Linked DNA regions of Homo sapiens: region 1 is linked to region 2. The links are chromatin loops, found by intact Hi-C in ENCODE. Cell type or tissue: PC-3. All regions are shown on one strand. Each heading gives the region's core, and the rest is flanking DNA. Links, peaks and the distances in the headings are about the cores only.

What was found. Peaks named below come from ENCODE experiments on the same cell type or tissue, not always from the same donor. Only the 100,000 strongest peaks of a DNase experiment are listed, where the experiment ranks them.
Region 1: it touches region 2 in a loop (3.0-fold over the local background); 2 of 110 quality-filtered maps call a loop at or near these places.

The regions. Positions count from the first base shown.
Region 1 is chr14:59,241,582-59,246,965 of GRCh38, reverse strand. The region is part of intron 1 of DAAM1 (dishevelled associated activator of morphogenesis 1); the gene reads right to left. Among named protein-coding and RNA genes, the nearest start is that of DAAM1, 56 kb to the right of the region's middle. In PC-3, for the core only: no CTCF peak of the experiment used is centred there; a DNase peak (open chromatin) is centred at 2,195; H3K4me3 peaks cover 353 bases; H3K27ac peaks cover 2,090 bases.
Region 2 is chr14:59,304,802-59,310,185 of GRCh38, reverse strand. All of the region lies in intron 3 of DAAM1 (dishevelled associated activator of morphogenesis 1), which reads right to left. Among named protein-coding and RNA genes, the nearest start is that of DAAM1, 120 kb to the right of the region's middle. In PC-3, for the core only: no CTCF peak of the experiment used is centred there; DNase peaks (open chromatin) are centred at 3,185 and 3,855; H3K4me3 peaks cover 533 bases; H3K27ac peaks cover 1,788 bases.

The DNA.
Region 1 (5,384 bases), core at 241-5,240, 63 kb after region 2:
GAAAATTATTTCTGCTAAGGAATTAATATCCAGAACCCCTACAATCCAACAACAAAAAACCAAATAACTCCATTAAAAAATGAGCAAAGGACTTGACTAGACATTTCTCCAAAGATGACATACAAATGACCAACATGCGTATAAAAAGACACTCAGCATTACTAATCATTAGAGCAACGCAAGTCAAAACCACAATAATATATCTTCTCACATCCATTAAGATGACTACTATCAAAACAAAAAACCAGAAAATAACAAGCGTTGGCAAGGATGTGGAGAAACTGGAACCCTGTACAGTTGCTGGGATTATGAAGTGGAACAACCATTATGGAAAACAGTATGGTGGTTTCTCAAAAAATTAATAATATAATTCTGCATGCTCCAGCAACCATACTTCTGGGAATATATCCAAAAGAATTAAAAGCAGGGTTTTGAACAGATATTTGCATGCCCATGTTTATCACAGCATTATTCACAATAGCAGAGAGGTGGAAGGAACCCAAATGTCATCAATAGATAAATAAATAAAATGTGGTATATACATACAATGGGATATTATTCAGCCTTAAAAAGGAAGGAAAACTTGTCACATGCTACATGGGTAAATGTTGAAGACATTATGCTGAGTGAAATAAGCCAGACACAAAAAGACAAATACCGTATGATTCCATTTATATGAGGTATCTAAAGTACTCAAATACACAGAAACAAAGTAGAGTGGTGGTTACCAGGGGACAGGGGAGCAGGAAATGGGGAATTTTTGTTTAGTGGGTATGGAGTTTCAGTTTTGCAAGATGAAAAATTCTCAAGGTATGTTTCACAACAATGTGAATATGCTTTGAACTGTACACAGAAAAATGGCTAAATGGTAAATTTGAAAAATAATTTAAATAACTTTAATTTATCAACCCTCTTCAACATGCTAGGCACTTTCAATGCACTTTAAGTCCATTAATTATCTCAATTAATCAGAGATAAGCAATGAGTTCTTCAGCGTCTCATTTTGTCTTTCTAGAAACACAGGCCACTGTCAATGAATAGCTATGCTCTGAAAGTAATTAAAGAATGGTTTATAGAATGCTTTCATTTCTGCAATTTTCCACTTTACTACACTCAACTCTACAATTGTTAGTCCTCAAAATGAAAACAATCTGTTCAACTGTACAACACTAATATGAGCAATGACTTTCTTCTTTTAAATTTGTCATCAATTTACAATGGGGCGATGGGGGAAAAGCTACCAAACCATTCACTAGAGACAATTCTGTACATTAATGTCACCCCAATTCATTGCTTAGTGACAGAATGCCAGGTGCTCACTTTCACCTAAATGGTATAATTTAGAATTTTCTTAAATCCATTGTATTTTTTTTGCTACAGAAGTAGATATTACTATCCTTATCTTTAGAACATCTACTTGCTGGGTGGTGGCCCTAGGAATATTATATAAAAGACTAAAAGTGTCTAATTAGGTAATATTTTGTTGGATATTTATTAGAAAGTTTGACTCCACAGGAATAAATTCACTTGGTAATCTCAAGGTCCTGCTACTTAAAGGAAGATTCTAAAGCTACTGAAATAGCAATACATTGTATCCTGTCACATTCATGGCTTCTGACCCAAACTTAAACAAGCAAGCAATACAGTATTGAAAGTATAAATTACAAAAGGGCACCAAATGGAAACACAGCAGCTGATCACAAATGATAAAGGCAAAGGACATGAAAGTTAATGCCAAAATAAGAGGTGGTATGACATCAAAAGAGACCCCAAAATAACAAAGGGAGGAAAATTAGTCTTTGCATTTGAAGGATGCATTTGATCCACGTGAAGACACAGTAGAAAAAATGCTTAACTCCTATACATTCATTTCATGATTTCTACATACATCACCTTTCCCCTGGCCCCCCCGTCCTTTTCCCTTCCCTGAGATCATCAGTTATCTTACAGGTGCCACTTTCCATTCCACAAAAATTATCAACCAGGACAGCCAGTCTTCACTGGTTCTCCTCCTACTCATCACCAGCAAGCAGAGCTGTGACAAATGTTCTTGCTAACCTGGCTACTAGCCTTTATGGATACTCCTCTTAAAAACACTGCCCCACCTCACTGGGTAGTGTCACGTAAAAGCCAGTCCCTTTGTGGAAAAACATGCTGTTAACAACTGCACTTGCTCATACTGGAAAAGCAACCAGGACAGTGATGCCAGATACTTCACCAACCTAAATACACACACACACCACACGTACACATTCACACAGCTGTCAAACTGGTTTTTCCTCAAAAAGGTACAATTGACAGGCAGTTAAGAATCTCTCCCTGCCCCCAACACACACTCCCAGATTCACAATTCTGCATGTGTGTACTAATTTGTATATTTCCATTCATTCATTCAAGAAGGCAGTGGTGTCCACTCCCCTGTTCATTCTTGGTATATAAGGATGAACAAAAGAGATGTGTGCTTTGCCCTCACAGAGCTTATAATCAGTTCACATCCACATACACCCCCGGCTTCTCAAGCCATCTCAGCATTCCAGGAGCTATGTGAGAAAAGAAACAGCATGGGAGTGAGTGTATGTTGTAGAGGGGGTGGTCTGTTTTTCCATCTCATCTTCAACAAGCAAGAGTGAATATTCTGCTTGCTTCAAATAGTGTACTAGTCTGTTTTCTGGCTGCTGATAAAGACATAACCAAGACTGGGCAATTTATTAAAAAAAAAAAAATAGGTTTAGTGGACTCACAGTGCCACATAGCTGGGGAGGCCTCACAATCATGGCAGAAGATGAAAGGCATGTCTTACATGGTGGCGGGCAAGAGAGAATTAGAGAGCCAAGTGAAAGCGGAAATCACCCCCATGATTCAATTATCTCCCACTGGGACCCTCCCCCAACACATGGGAACTATGGGAGCTACAATTCAAGATGACATTTGAGTGGGGACACAGCCAAACCATATCAAATAGCAATTTAGTCTACCAGTAACTTCCATGTTCCCTTAAATAGGGAGCATCAAATAGAAAGAAGTAAAAGGAAGCAGAGGGTGATATCTGTGCTCTTGAGAAACAGGGACATACAGGTATCCCTGGGATGCTAATGTTTGGAACTTCAAACAAGATGCCAGATTTCCACTTCCATTCCATGAAGGACTAACTACTATAGGAATTGTTCTCCCACTACAAATAATTAATAAACAGGCAAAATATATGAAACAGCTGTATTCAGTCACTGGACAAAGGTACTACAGACCAGTGATTGCTGAGAGAAAGGAAACATCCAGTAAGGCAAACCCTAGGATTGCCCTTACTCCAGGCTGTTGTGCAGAAAGAGGAAATCCAAACCAAGTTCAAGGGTCTTGTTGAATTGAGGGATCAGAGATAAAAGTTCAGAGAATCAGAGGCAGCCATAGCTCTTGATATCTGTAAAGGAGTCACCTCAAATTATAGGCTGAGTACTGATCTGCACATGGATGTGGGGCTCACTCAGGGCTGGAAATGACTGGCATTTCCACCAGCCTGAGTAGAAGAACCTTGTAATACATAAACATCAGGAAGAGTATTCAAAAGGGTCCTAGACTCAGGCTGCTCTAGAAAAAGCTTAAAGGCAGTCTAAAAAGGATCTGTGCACCAGAACAAAGTCCAACACTCTTTAAAGAAAGTTCTTCAGGCAGAAAGAAATTGAGACCAAACAGAAATCTGGACCTACACAAAGCAGTGAAGAAAGCTGGAATGGCTGATCTGTCGGTAAATACAAAACCAGATACTGCCTGGACTCTGAATTTCCCTAGCCACTTACCTTTTGGATGTGCTTTTATAGGAATCCACCGATGACACTAACAAGGTCACAGCCCAGGATCAAAGTAGTTCCCAGCCCTACCACTAACTATCCCCCTAACTTTGGTGAGTCTCCTTAAAATCTCTGAGCTGCGGTGTCCTCAGAAAAATACCATCCCTTATTGTCATCACATTATATAATGAATATGAAAGTGCTTTGAACTTCAAGGATTCGTTCTTTCATCAAATATTTACTGAGTACCTTCTACATATATTTCTAGGCTCTATATTCTGGCAGCCCAATTTTCTCATCTGTAAAATGAAAATAATAATAGTACCCAGCGGCTGGGCACGGTGGCTCACACCTGTAATCCCAGCACTTTGGGAGGCCGAGGCAGATCACGAGGTCAAGAGATCGAGACCATCCTGGCTAACACGGTGAAACCCTGTTTCTACTAAAAATACAAAAAATTAGCCAGGCGTGGTGGCGGGTGCCTGTAGTCCCAGCTACTCAGGAGGCTTAGGCAGGAGAATGGCGTGAACCCGGGAGGCAGAGCTTGCAGTGAGCCGAGATCACGCCACTGCACTCCAGCCTGGGGGATAGAGCGAGACTCTGTCTCAAAGAATAATAATAATAGTACCCAGCACACAGCGTTTTTGTTCAGATTAAATAAATATCTGTAAAGTACAAATAATAATGTCTGGCCATAGTAAGCTCTTCTATAAGAGATCAGTCACTGTCCAGGGGATGGAGTGACTTGATTGGCAAAGCCAATGCTATGTGCCCATCTCTGGTTGTGACATGTGCCCATGTCTGTTGTTGTTGTTGTTACTATTATTATTATTCTACCCCTGCTGCTGCTTCTAACACTGCTACTAGGCATATAATAATGGAAAAGACCAATTTGGTTCTTGCCTTTAGAGAGATTATATTTGAGATCTATCATAAAGAAAATAAAGCTTTTGGGATAATTTGTTAAATTTTTTCCTGAGAAAATGTGGGATAGCTGGAAAAAAATATTACTAGTCTAAAGGAAAACCTAGGCTCTAGTCCCAACTCTGTTCCTCTTAGTAGCTCTGTGACTTTAGTTAAGATACATAGCCTGTTTGAACCTGTTTATCCTTAAAGAGGCAGGATGAGAATCTTCAAGGTCTCTTCCAGTTTTAACACCTAATGAAATAAAAGATAATCCATTTTAGAAGCACATTGTTCCTGCCTTGATTTGAGCAATTTAATCCTTACAGCATCATATCCTTGTATAGGTAACAACAAATTTTGAGGAAGAGGGGGAAAAAAAAGAGAGAGAGAGAGAGACAGTTTGTGATTTAAGAAAGCCAGAAGAAATAAGCCCCGGATCTAGGATTAGTATAAAAGTCTACACGTAACTCCCAAGTCTAGAACGAAGGTCACATGATTTATCCCTCTTAAAAAGAGTGTCATAGCCCAATTGTTTCTATCCAGTGCTGAGTAAACCAATTTGATCTTTGATAAGTTAAATAATATAATTAGAAGACACAGGGAAGCTCTTCCTTCTGCTTCCGATGTTTGAATTGGGTGCAGTAGAGCAGAATTAAGGAGCAAAATGGCAGTACACAATAGAAGTTCCTCATGCAG
Region 2 (5,384 bases), core at 80-5,079:
TAAGCCGAGATCGCACCACTGCACTCCAGCCTGGGCCACAGAGCAAGACCCTGTCTCAAAAAAAAAAAAAAAAGGAAAAAATTTGTCACTACTATTCTAGGTAACACCAGTCCAATCCCATACACTAATGAATACAACAAACATTAAATAAATTCACTCTACACCTAAAATTTATACAGAAACCTAGGCAGAAAAGGGCAGATAGGCCAAAATAGTTTATTGTGTTAGGTTATAACTCCATGATGTGTGGCATCCAAAAGAACTCTTATGTTAGAGAATAGGTGCCAACATAAGACCAGGTCCAAGCAACAGAGAAAGAGAAGCACAGAAGATGGAAGATGTAAAAATATTTGTGGGCGGCCTTGCTAGTAATTTCTGCTAACTTCCCCCTCTGGCTCATAACGGTGTAAACAGCATCTTCTCGAAGATGGCTACGATAAAGTGTGGAACAATCTGGAACAACCAAGGGTCGCAAACTTTTCCTGTAAGGAGCCAGACAGGAAATATTTTAGGCTTTGTAGACCACACAGTCTGTTGTAGCTATTCAACTCTGCTGTTGTGTAGTAAGAAATCAGCCACAGAGAACACTTGAATGAATAGGCAATGCCACATTTCAGCAACACTTTATTTACTAAAACAAGTGACTGGCCAAATTAGCCCACGGGCCATAGTTTGTCAACCCCTGTGTGCTAGATTAAGCTTGGCTCTCAAGAGGGCTGGATTACATCAAAATCCTAACTTGGTCACCAACTATTTTTCATGTATCAAGCTGCCGCTATAAATTAAGATAAGCTCATAAAGTGTTTGGAATTTGCCCAGTAACCTGAACTTTTTCTAGAGAAGCAGTGACCTACCATGCCTGTGAAGTGTACCTTCTTGCCAAGCTCACTGCTCCCTGAATCTATATTTAATCCTACTTTTTGAAAATAGCAAAGCATCATTAGGTCCTTTAAATCCTGATATTTGCCCCCAACTCTTTCCATCTGGCTCTTCCTTTTTGGGGGCAAAAAAGTAGTAGGAGATTTAAAACTTGGAGTTTGGAGATTGTTGCTTTCCTCATTCCCTCCAATACCTAACTTTAACCCCTGGTGGTGAGCAAAACTATATTCTATATCTGAAGCTTGCCAAAAGAAGGGCAATTGGTTTCAGAAAATAATTCCTGTGTTGTCACATTCCAAGATAGCCATGTGGTCCCTGGGACTGCCAATCCTGGTTACATTTTTTGGCCACTGCCACAATTATATATCAAGTACATCTGTTACCAAAATCCGGTTGGGCCCACACAAAGAATGATTACAGAACAGTGGCTTCTTCATCTGCCAGGAAATCCACCACCTCCTCCTAAGCCTCAGAATGTCAGTCATTTTTCTGGAAAGACTGAATGATGACTTGCAATAACAGTGGCTCTCACATGCAGCAGGAGAAATTATGGAAGAAAGAGTAAACCTTCTCCATTTTTCCTAATGTTTTAATAAAACATGTGCATGTTTTTAACCAAAGCCATCACAGGATTATATAACTGGTCTTTGACCCTAGAGACAACCTGGGCTGAGTTTCCTCTCACAGGGGTCCCTTATAAGGTTACCAGCAGGTGATCCATCATCTGCTCTTGAGAAGGCTTCCAGAGGTCCACAATCTTCTGGAACTAGCACTCTCATGAACTGTTAAAAAATTCACCGGACACTGAATTGACAGATGTCTCCTTGTAACTTCAAGCACTTGTTGGCTTTTGTTTGGTCCCTGGGAACTGCATGGAATAAGTTTAATCTCTCCTATGAACAATGACCCAGCAAATATTTAAACAATTTGAATAAAGTGATTATATCCTCCCCAAATCTTCCCTTTTACAAGCCAGAAATTCTCTACTGGCCATATAACACAAGTTTATCTTCCTCAATTCATAAACAAATCTCAAATTTTCTATAAGTTCATCATACCCTCATGTCCATTAATTGCAGGGATAACTTTAACAAACATAACTAAGCTCCTATAAAAGGACTATTTTCACATATTTGTATTAGTCATTCACAGTTCTATACAAACTCTACTGAGAGGGAAGATTTCTATCCAAAATGTCTCTCCAAGAAGAAAAAGAACAAGCTCTCACTCTCCTGATAGTCCTCACAGATAACATTTATGACTTAGAATAAAAGACACGTCATATTAAGTGGAGGGAAACTTGTTTAGTCCTTGCTTTATTAAGTATACATATTTTAACAAAGTTGGCCGTAAACTAAATAGCAAAATGGGTTTTCTCATTATAAGACTGAGGATGCTTCACATCTAAAACATAAATCTAGGTTAACAAAATTGAAACTACATGAATAGGACCTCGACTCGCCAGCTGTCAAGAAATTTGGGGGGACATTTAAGTCCCTTTAGAGCATTGTTTTTTACACCTCCAGATGACTTTTGCTATCTCCACTATTCTCCTGTATAACCATCCGTTCACATATCATAGGAATTTTTTCCATGTATGCATATGAAGCCTGATACCTCCTCTGACCCCCCAGGGCTCTGCTCCTTCCTTTTCTTTGGTTTATGCAGGTAGAAAGACTAGTTGAGCCAATACAAAATGCCACGTTTGCCCAGAGAAAGCCTCTTGCTACCATATCACGTATTCAAAAATAAAATATACTTGAAGATTTCAGATCACGTAGAATCAGTTAGCTCCCTCTTTATCAATTCTCTAAGTTTAAAATTCTGTATTGGTAAAGAATAATTTTTTAAAAGCATGGCATGAATCCATGTCAAATATTTTTTACTAAACTTGCTAATAAATGAGAGAACTAGGAAGATGTTACAACTGGTTCAAAGGAGAACCCAAGGAGTAGACTTATGATTAGCATCATGATGTTTGAAAGAGTTTACAAACAGATGCAAAACTGGCCAAGAGGGCAACAGTCAATTGTATCAGACTCAATTTGCATTTCATGGATAAGAACCATTGGAAGTGCTATCAGGTTTTTAAAAAAATAATTTACAGATTTGTGAAATAAGCTTGAGACAAAAGTAGAGATGACTCTTAAGAGTGCTATAGACAGGATATTTAGTCTATCTGATATTTACTCCATTTCACTATAACTGCAGCTTAGCAAAACAAAAGATGCATGACTAGTACTTCCTGGTTGAAGAAAACACAATCTATAAAGGTATAATGCAGAGGCCACACTGCATGACTAATACTCTGCTCCAGACTCCTCGCATCTAAATTACCTAAATGCCCAGGCTGGCCCAAAGCTCTTGCTCAAGAACACCTACCCCATTCTGACCATTACACCACAATTCTGTGTATTTCTGTTGCCTTGCCTAGGCTGCATGGTATGGTTTCTATCTGTGCATCACTGAGTCTCAAACTTCAGACCACTAAGCTCCTGACCATTCCATTCCACCTCCCTTGGAAGGGAGCACTTGGTCCTCTATCCCCCTCAGGAATTTGTTGGTTAAGTATTTGGGGTATTACTAAGTCTTCCTGCATTATTGATTAAAAAAAAAAAAGCTGTGAACTCAGTGAGGTTAGACCCTCCAGCCAGAAAAGAGGCTATACTCAACTGCTGCTCCCTAACAGTTTGGTTTAGAGCTGGATGCCATGTTAGAGTAACACACAGTCTACTAAATCTCCCAAAGACACGGCAGCATTTTAAAATCTAAATACTTGTGTAGACAGCCAAACTCTGTGATAGCATTAATACTATGCTGCTAAACATAAGGCTTCTCAAGGGCAGGATAGGAGCAGAATTGTTTTCACTAAGCTCATATCTACAATGCTGAATGGAATCTAAAAAGGCATTTGCTTTCCTTCTCATTCCTTTACTCATCTAACAAATATTTATTGAATTCTATTATATAATGAGCTAAGCACTATTCTGGGTGTTGGAATACATGAATAAAAGAACAAAGTTCCCTGCTCTCCTTGTGAGTGATCCCTGAGACAGACTTAGCAGTTCCTAGACTTACACATTTCTGAACTTTAGAGTTGAGAGGTTCTGAGAAGATTCCAAGTTTACTCCAACAATAGGTTCTAAGTCTTTGCAAGTATAGCTACAAAAAAGTATGCCTATTTAAATACTTCACTCTCTCTGGTCATCATGTTAAAAAAAAAACAACAGTCAAGTGTTCATTAACTCTCCTGCCTTTTAACTAAGCCCTGGTTTTTATCAATGGATCTCTAACTTCAAAGTAAAGATACAGTGCAAGCATTCCTGAACTCCCCTGGGAAAAAATCCTTTGAGACATTTCCTTGAGAGCACAAAATGTCACATTAATATTTTCCATATATCACAAACTTTATTTACACTGGTAAAAATCAGAGTTTCTGAATGGCCTGAATGAAATAGCACATAGCTATTATTTATGTCCTCCCCAAAATCACACACCCAGAAAAGCAAGAAAAGCAAGAAAAGAGTGCCACTTTACAGAGACCTAGTCACCCTGTGGGGAAGAGCAGCAAAGAGAAGAGCAACAATATCACCGCATTTCTGTAAGGGTTCAGGAGCCCTCTGCTCCAACACCCTCTTCTTTCCTGAACAAGCCTCAGCTGACTTTACAAGGAGTTGGGGGGTGGTTAGAGGGGATGTGGGGGAATACATTTTATGTGCACCTGGTATATCTGAGAAAGCAGCCACAACACTTAGCTAGAACTAAGAACTGAGATTTTACAGTCCACTTCCCAAACTATGAGACACTTACTTTATTTATTTTAACAAGTCATTATTTTGGCAAAGCACTTCACAGCATGGCATATGACTGAAGCCTAAAATTCTCAAGCAGTACAACTCCAACATCTGAAACCAATTTATATGACAACTCCCCCTCAGTTTCATGGCAAAGAAAAAGAAATATTCTCCAATTATTAGTTTCAGAAATGATACAACCCCACATTCCCCTGCAGGCAGGCACTGTGCCTATGACACAACAGTGTGCAATGACATAAAACAAATTATTCCTACATAGCTTGTTAAGAGCCAAATCTTTGATCCACATGTCACCATGGAGTGCTAAAGACCCAGGTACAATGTGGTCCAGTTGGTTTGTAAATTAACATATTTGGACACACAACGCTAAACCCTTATGTATCGTGCAAATTCAATCAGTGGTGTCAATGGCCTTTGCTGCCTCACATCTTGCTACCACATTTGTAGCTACCAGACCCACCTTTCAGAATGTCATAAAGTAGGTTTTGATGTTCTGTAACCAGCCCTTGGGAAAACAATCAAAGTGTGTTTATGATTTGCAATATAATGTTTAACACAAGGCTATAACAAGAGAGGACCCTTTGGAAAAGAGTAATTAAGCTAAAAGGAGAATCAGGGGTAACAGTAAGCACATAAAGGCATATGCCATTCAGGGATGCATCCTCAGAATGAGAAAAAAGTGCTAATGCA